Regions from separate parts of the Homo sapiens genome. Here region 2 is linked to region 1. A link is an interaction called in ENCODE POLR2A ChIA-PET data of the cell type or tissue named here. Cell type or tissue: OCI-LY7. All regions are shown on one strand.

The links. ChIA-PET counts read pairs that join two places held together with the same protein. Peaks named below come from ENCODE experiments on the same cell type or tissue, not always from the same donor. Only the 100,000 strongest peaks of a DNase experiment are listed, where the experiment ranks them.
Region 2: POLR2A ChIA-PET joins it to region 1 with 6 read pairs; 1 of 35 experiments calls an interaction of 5 or more read pairs at or near these places.

Annotation. Positions count from the first base shown.
Region 1 is chr1:157,781,648-157,785,647 of GRCh38, forward strand. No RefSeq gene overlaps it. Among named protein-coding and RNA genes, the nearest start is that of FCRL2, 6.5 kb to the left of the region's middle. In OCI-LY7, no CTCF peak of the experiment used is centred here; DNase peaks (open chromatin) are centred at 1,504, 2,324, 3,344 and 3,804; H3K4me3 peaks cover 1,841 bases; H3K27ac peaks cover 3,939 bases.
Region 2 is chr1:157,651,260-157,655,259 of GRCh38, forward strand. It overlaps LOC105371457 (a long non-coding RNA gene), which reads right to left. Exons shown (of 3, transcript XR_922184.3): 2 at 2,920-3,015; 3 at 925-1,952. Among named protein-coding and RNA genes, the nearest start is that of FCRL3-AS1, 42 kb to the right of the region's middle. In OCI-LY7, no CTCF peak of the experiment used is centred here; DNase peaks (open chromatin) are centred at 1,782 and 2,082; H3K4me3 peaks cover 725 bases; H3K27ac peaks cover 2,069 bases.

The sequences.
Region 1 (4,000 bases):
ATGCCCCTGCTTGATGGGCAATACACTTGGCACTAGACATACCCAGATAAAAAGATATGGTCCCTGCCCTGATGGAAATTGCATTCTAGCATCAGAAGACTAATAGAAAAGAGTAAACATACTTGTGTCCCACTGCTGTGGTGGAGCTCTGTACAGCATGTGAATGGACACAGTGGAGATTAAGGAGTAAAGGCTTCCAGAAGAAATGAATATTGAGAGATAGGTAGGTTTCAATCAAGCAAATAAGACTTAGGAAGATGGAGAAGTTCCAGGCCTAGAAAGCATCAGGAGCATGGTAAGAGGTCAGGGACCCATTCGGGCTGCTCAGGTATCCACAGGCACTTTAGAATGGCAGATCCAAAGGTATGAGGAAGAGCATCACAAGAGGTAAGGCCCAAAAGTGGGAAGGTGGGAAAATCTTTATATTTTCATAGGGTGGAGGAGACACCCACTCCATTCCCAGGAAAGAACACCACTAGATAAAACTCTTTTGGTCCTTTTACCATTGTCCTTTTATTCCTACTATTTGTTCCTCTGCATGGGAGAAGAGGCTCATCTGATTGGTGAGTTGGGTTGAAGATGTCAGCTCATGACCTTGTTCTCTCTCTTCACTTGTCCTCAAACAGAAAGTAATCTCTTCCTGCTTATTTTCTTATGTGTAATTATCTCAATGAGTTATCACAGAAGCCAGGGTCCTCTGCTGGCTAAACACAACTCTCCTAACAGTAAGTCCCAAAGCCTATTGATAGAAAAGTAGAGAAAATCTCCATTTGGCTGAAATATAAGTCACATGATCTAGTCTAGTATGGTCATTATTAAAGCTGATATTTTGTCTCCAATCTGACTTTGTCAACTTAGTTCCAAACCTGGAGAAGAGACATAAGGTGAGTAGCACCCATAAACCCTAAATATTTCAAGACTAATGGTGGCATTTCAACCATGATCAGAACATGATCATTTTGAATTTGGACAGCAGGGTGTATGTGGACTAGAAGGAATAAAGCTAGAGATAAATAGAAGAGCTGTATGGCCACTGATACAGTCCAGGATAGAAAAGATGAAGGCTTGAACTAAGGTGGTTCTGATGAAGAGGAGGAGATAAATTTTGCCAGAGTCAAAATCTGCAGAGCTTCATGACTGATTAGGTGTGGGGTGTAAGAGTGGAGCCAGAATCCAGAAAGATACCTAGGTTCCTGGACTTTGTTTTTACTAAGTTACAAATCTGCTTTAATTTTATTTACGGCAGCCTGCTCTGCTTCTCTGGATTGAAGTCTTATTTTTTTCCCTCATAATCCTTTATCCCCAAGATTCTTCTTAGAAGGTATCCCATACTTCCTGTAACCAAGCTCATTGCAATCTCATTATATAAATTTTTCAGGGTTCTCCCAGATGAGCCGCTTCCTCATATTTTGTCTCAGCTTTAGCCTCCTTTCTTCTTTCTTCTCTCTTTAACCATCTCACTCAAATTTAGCATTGTCATTTCCTCAATGCCATAGTGGCAGATTTGTCTGTGTCTTACAGGAAGCTTACATGCCTTGTGACAAGAAACCACCATTATTGACCTGTCCAGGAAAACTAGTCATAAGAAAGTATATGGCAAAGCTATCAATGGCCCACTGGTGAAGGAACCCAGAGCTGAGACAAGGATAAGGCAAAGGGTGGGATCAGTTCTAGAGCTAACTTCTAACAATTTCAGTGTTTGTGCATAACTAAAAATAGAATTTTCTTCCAGTGTTTCTCAATTAATTAAATTTTTCACTTTTATCTGGCATCAGATACATAGGAAACTATAAAGAAAAAAAGTTTAAAGATATAATTGTGGTATTGGTGGACACACTATTGGGAGAATGAAAAAGGTTTTGGTTGCAAGGGAAAGATGATTATAGAATAACAGAACTCCACAAATACAGAGAAAATTAAGGGTCATCAATATTATCAGAAAGCCTGTGACTCCAGCCAATTGGATCAATTACTTATAATGGAAGACATGATCCAAGATAGCAAACTAAGCACTGGTATTTAAATTTTCTTACTTTCAAAATCCCCTTAGATGATGAAAAAATTTAAAAATCAAAATAAAATCCACCACCACTTGGAAAACAAGAAGTGGGGAATACTAGTTCTGGCAGGTTTGGTTAGACTAAAACACCTGAAAATTCTCCCACTTTAAATTCTCCCACTTAAATGCTTATAAGTGATGAATAAATATTACATAATTTTTAAATACATAACTATATATGTAAGAAAGGAGAGAAATCCCCCCATTGTAGATAAATGATGAAGTGAAAGCAGAGTGTTAAACATGTAAATTGGCATTACTGATCCCCTGGGAGGTGTAACGGAGGAAATTAAACAGTAGCTATGTATTTTTTTTTTTTTAGATGGAGGCTTGCTCTGTCCCCCAGGCTGGAGTGCAGTGGGGCGATCTCAGCTCACTGCAACCTCTGCCTCCCAGGTTCAAGATATTCTCTTGCCTCAGCCTCACAAGTAGCTGGGATTACAGGCGCCCGCCTCCACGCCTGGCTAATTTTTGTATTTTAGTACAGACGGGGTTTCATCATGTTGGCCAGGCTTGTCTTGAACCCCTGACCCCAAATGATCCACCAGCCTCGGCCTCCCAAAGTGCTGGGATTACAGGTGTGAATCACCATGCCCGGCCAATACTAGATACTTTTTATGGGCTTAGTGTTTAAAGTCCATGTGGAACTAGGAAACAAAACCTTAAGGCTTCAAAAGGAAGAAACTTGAAACTAAAACACCTGCATACAGTGTAGACCCTCAAAAACTACCTTTTAATAAATGAATGGTGGGTGGGGGAAAAAATCCACCCATTAGCACAGACAGATGATAAGCAAGTTTGTCTTTGTATGAGTTCTGGGAAAAACATAAAATTTCCCCTGAAATAACTAAAGCCCAGGACCATGCCACATTAATGTGTGTGCTCTGGGAAAGCCCAAATAAGGAATTATCATAAAAATTGTTCCTAGGCCAATGAAATTTCCAGGGCTTAGCAGAAACAAATGCAAAATGGATTTTGAAGGATGCAGCAGAAGCCCAGGCCACAGTGACATCAGCAAGATGGCAATCTAAAAGATGTTAGCCTTCATCCTCCCCCTCACACAAAAAAAATAGTTATCTATGAATGATAATAGCCTTAAGAGAGTTCTAGGGTCCATTTAAGAATTTACAGCCACACATTAGATTAAAAAAAAGAAGAAGAAGAAGAACGACTACACAGAAATAATTTCTGGGGAGAATGGCGTACCTAAGACATCTGGAGATGGCTAGAAACAAAGAAGGGCAGGGGCTATTCAGATCAGCCAGGCAGCAGGTGTTATTCACAGTCCCCAGTGGCCTGCTCTGCAGAAAACATGGGCATCTTTCACCACTAAGGCAATCAAGAGCCATCCCTGCTGCAGACTCCCAAGAAGGAGATGCTGCTGCATGCCACCTTGCACACCATTATCAATGCAGCAATGAGGATGCCTGTGCCCTGAGCACACCACGCCAGACTCAAGCCATGGTTCCTCCACATGTGACCATGTTTCAGACCCCAACTCTCTGCCTTTTTTCCATGGACACTATAATCAGACACTGGTGCCACTACCACTGCAAGCATGCCCTCAAGCTGAACCTGGCATAAAAGGAGAGCCTCTTGGCCATGACTTCCCAAGTGGAACAAAAAGAGATTGGAAGGACCACAATAGCCTTCACCACTGAAGATCCTAACAGCTCTCACTATTGCTGAGGACACCCACAGCCTTGGCCACTGAGAACATCTGCAATCTTTGTCAACACCAATCTCAGCTGACAGAGCTGCATGCAGACTAAACTTCTGCATCCTCACTGGAGCTAGAACTTCTGCATTCCTTCACTCTCAGCTGGTACCTTTAGTCCTATCTCAAGGGGACGATTTTTCTCTGCTAAAATCAGTCTATAAAGTCTAGAAGAGATCAATCCATCAATGTGCAGACATCAAAGAAAGGCAGCAAGAAAAAAA
Region 2 (4,000 bases), 130 kb before region 1:
TCTTTTAGGATACAGCATCAAGTTTGCCTAGACCTTACTAAAAACTTAATACTTAACATGGGACATCAAGTGACCACGCAATCTGCAATTCGAACTGCTCATCATGAGTGGGGTTTTATGTAGCCACAAGATTGTACATGCACAGCAGCAATACATCTATATATATATGATGTATATATGACTGGGTTTAACAAGGCATAAGTAAGTTGTATGAGCAGGTGGCTCAGACTGCTAAGGTACCAACTTTTACTGCATTCCCTCCTCTCCTGCAGTTCACATCTATAGCCTCATGTGGAACTCCTTTTAACTAGATAACTACAGAAGGAAAACCAGGGCTTGCTTCACAGATGATTTAGTAAAATATGTTAGCAAAACTGGAAGTGGACTGTTGTATTACTGCAACCACAATTAGTATTGTTCTTGAAAGAAAGTGATGAAGGAAATCCTTCAAAGGGGGCAGAACTTAAAGTAGTAGCAGTAGTAATGGTCATCTACTCAGTCTGGCTTGAAACTACATTAATCCTGATTGATTCAGCCTTATAGTTGAGGTTCACTGAGCTCCCCTCCTTGGGCTAGGAAGTCTGGCTTTTTGGCTAAGGAGATAGAAACAGCCCTGGGAAAGAGAGACAGTTACAACTTTCAGAGCAGAGGTACTCAGAGGACTGGGTCAGAAACAGGCTGAAAGTTCTCCGCTCCAGCAAACAGGACATGTAGCAGAACACTCATTGCCTTCCCTCTACTGAGGGTGTGATAAACCTTAAATACTAGAGGAGAAGACCCATGCTCTACAAGTCAGCAATTAGGTAAATTAGACAATTTCAGAAAGTGGCAAATTATTTAAAAGAAACAAAATAGAAGTCAACATACGTGGGCAGAAAATATGAAACAACCAATGAAATAACTAGTATTTGAGTGGCTAGCAAATTTCAGACCTAGATCCAATCTCTTTACTTGTTTAATTCATTCAATCCTCACAAAAATCTTAAAAGATGGATATCATTGTTCCCATTTTACAGATGAGGAAACTGACGCATAGGGAGGTTGAGCAGTTTGTCCAAGGACACAGAGGGCAGGTAGAGGAGTCTGTCTGATTGCAGGGTCGAGGTAGTTCCAAGGATCCCAACAACCTCCCACTTTCTGATTCCAGCTTGTTTATGACCTTCCTGCTTAGAATTCTGACAGCTATCCATTTTCCTTTACCATAAATTACCGTTTTTACTTAAGGTTGCATAAGTGGGTCCATGTTCCCTGCTACCAAAAGAGTCCTATCAGTATTTATAAATAAAAGAGTAATTTCCACTTTCAGTAGACTTAAACCTGCATGGAGAGGAAGGCTCTTCTCTTTTCCTTATTAGCATTGGACGCCTTTCTTTCCAACAGGTCCTGAGGGACAAAAGGAGATTGTATGAAGAAATATTTGAAGGATCCGGTGGACCTGAAGCTGAAACTAAATGGCAGGGTTGGATATTGAAAGCAGATAATGATTATAATGGTATTACTTTATTCTAGGCATGGAACACGGATTTATCTGTAAAATTCCTTTTGTGCATATTTGTTTTCAGGGTCCATCTCAATGGAGTTATATCAACTACTGCACCCTGAGAAGATTTATAACATGGAATTTGGTCCATCAACAACCACTTACAAAATCTGCCTTTCCCTTTGAAGATCTCTTCTGTCTCCCTCATTGGCATTTCTCAGCAGATACGTTTATTTTGTAAGGCAGGACCTGCTCGCATAAAATGGAAAGCAGGTGACCGGAGTGGAGATGAGTGTAACCACTGCGCTTCCTTGGCCTGAGATGATAGAAGACCAAACTCTGGCAGCTGTTAGAGAGAAAGGGCTTAGATAGATATTGATGAGTCTCCTGTGCACTGGTCAGAGAGTCAGTCTTGCCCGGTGGTCATGAAGAAGGTACAGAAGTCACAGATTATTTTTTCTTCCTCATGGAGCTGCCAAAAAGGAGACACCAGAGATTAGCATAGAACTGTTAATTTTTCAATCTTTTCAGTTTGTAACCTTTGGAGAACTTTCTCAAGAACCCACTAACCACTACTTCCTCTTTTTGTGACTACTTCTCTCTGTTCTTTTTTGACTCCACATGGTGTATGTAAAGCAGCCCTATCCTAGCAGAAGGGCTGAAGAAACAGTAGCTGCTAAAGAATAATCACAGTAATTGCCCATGGACAGGAAAGAGGGTAAAGGTCCATTTTAAGAGTAGTTTGTGTAGATAGGTTCACTCAACGAATCCAAGGAAGGGAGAGATAAGAATTTATAATTGTCAGGAAGAGAAGAATTTGTAAATATGATTTTACCACAAAAAGCAGAGTAAACAGAGGAAACTGAAGCATCAAGGGAACCTGTAAGAGGCTCCTACATTGTCAGTTATATTCTTATTTATTTATTTATTTATTTATTTATTTATTTATTTATTTTTTAGTAGAGTTGGGGTTTTGCCATGTTGCCCAGGCTGCTCTTGAAATTCTGGGCTCAAGCAATCTACTGGCCTCAGCTTCCCAAAGTGCTGGGTTTATAGGCGTGAGCCACCATGCCCGGCCTTTTGTCAGTTATATTTTTGACACACATGTCTCTTCATTCATCAGCAAGGCACTGTTTTTGTCTTGGATATTAAGAGTTTTCTCCTGTAAGTGTGTAGCACAGAAAATAATTAATACTTTAATCTATATGCCACCATATTCACTTTTGCAAAAAATGAAGCTGCTCTATAGACTGGGTGGCCCAAGGGTTATAGTTCTCTTGAACGGTAACCCTCAGTCCATGATTCTGAAATGGTCTTTTTCTGTTAGCAATTCCTATTTCTAATTCTTTCTCTCCTGGACCTAATTTTATGAGGTTTTGACCATCAAAACACCACACTTTAGAGAACACAATTGGAGAAGTGACTTGTCTCCACATTACCTGTGATAATTTCTTCTCTTAATCTCAAACTCAGATGAAGTCTTGGTTCCATATTTAGAGAAGTTTCAGTAGAAGTCCTCATGTCTTAACCTATGGCTAAGCAAGATATCTTGGTAAATTAGCACATGTTCATAATCTATTAAATAACCTTGGTAGGTTAAAGATACCATAAACAAAAGTAAAAGGCAAAAGACATACCATAGATATCTATATCACACATAATTAATTAAAGATTACTATCCTTAGTTCATTAAAAAACTCACATAATTTGTTAGGAAAAGAGTATCTTAACTTGTTGAAAATGTGAAAAATTTTTATCCTAAATGGACTATTGATTAAAAAAAGAACACTCCCTGAAACACATAAGATTATATTCTACTTCACTAATAGTCAAGTAAATTAAAATTTAAACAATAAAATGTAATTTCTGTTATCATTTTTGCAAAAACAATAAAGAAAGTACAGCACCCAGTGTTGGAACTCATAAATGATTTCCTGCTGGTGCCATACAATGTAAAAACTTTCTGGATTATGAGATGCAAAGTTCCGTATACTACTTTTCACAATAAAAGTTTATTCTGAGGAAGAGAGGAAAAGATTTCATCTCAAAGTTTTTACAAAAGCAAAAAAACAAAAATATACAGAAGAATGGTAAATTAGGGTACGTATATAGATGCAGTATTATAAAGCTATTAAACTCGCGTCTTAGAAGAATATTTTTAAAGCATGAAAAGTGTTCAAATATGTAAAATAAGCATTTAATACAATTGCAGTCCAAGTACGTAAAATGCATATACACACATATGTAGATACATCCTGAATAATGCAGACCTTACTGACCAATGAGTATAAATATGTCCATTCATAGTTAAGCTAGAATTTCACTTCTGGAATAATATTGTAAATTCCCTTCAGACAAGCCATCTAACTGGTAACAATCAGACAAGCCATCCAACTGGTAACAATTATATGTTACATAAAATACAGAAAATGACTACCTGAGAATTCTGAAGAGTAAAAGAGCAGCCAGGGTGTAGTGGGGAAATGAAATTTGGAGAAGTGACTGGCATAGCAGTTAGTT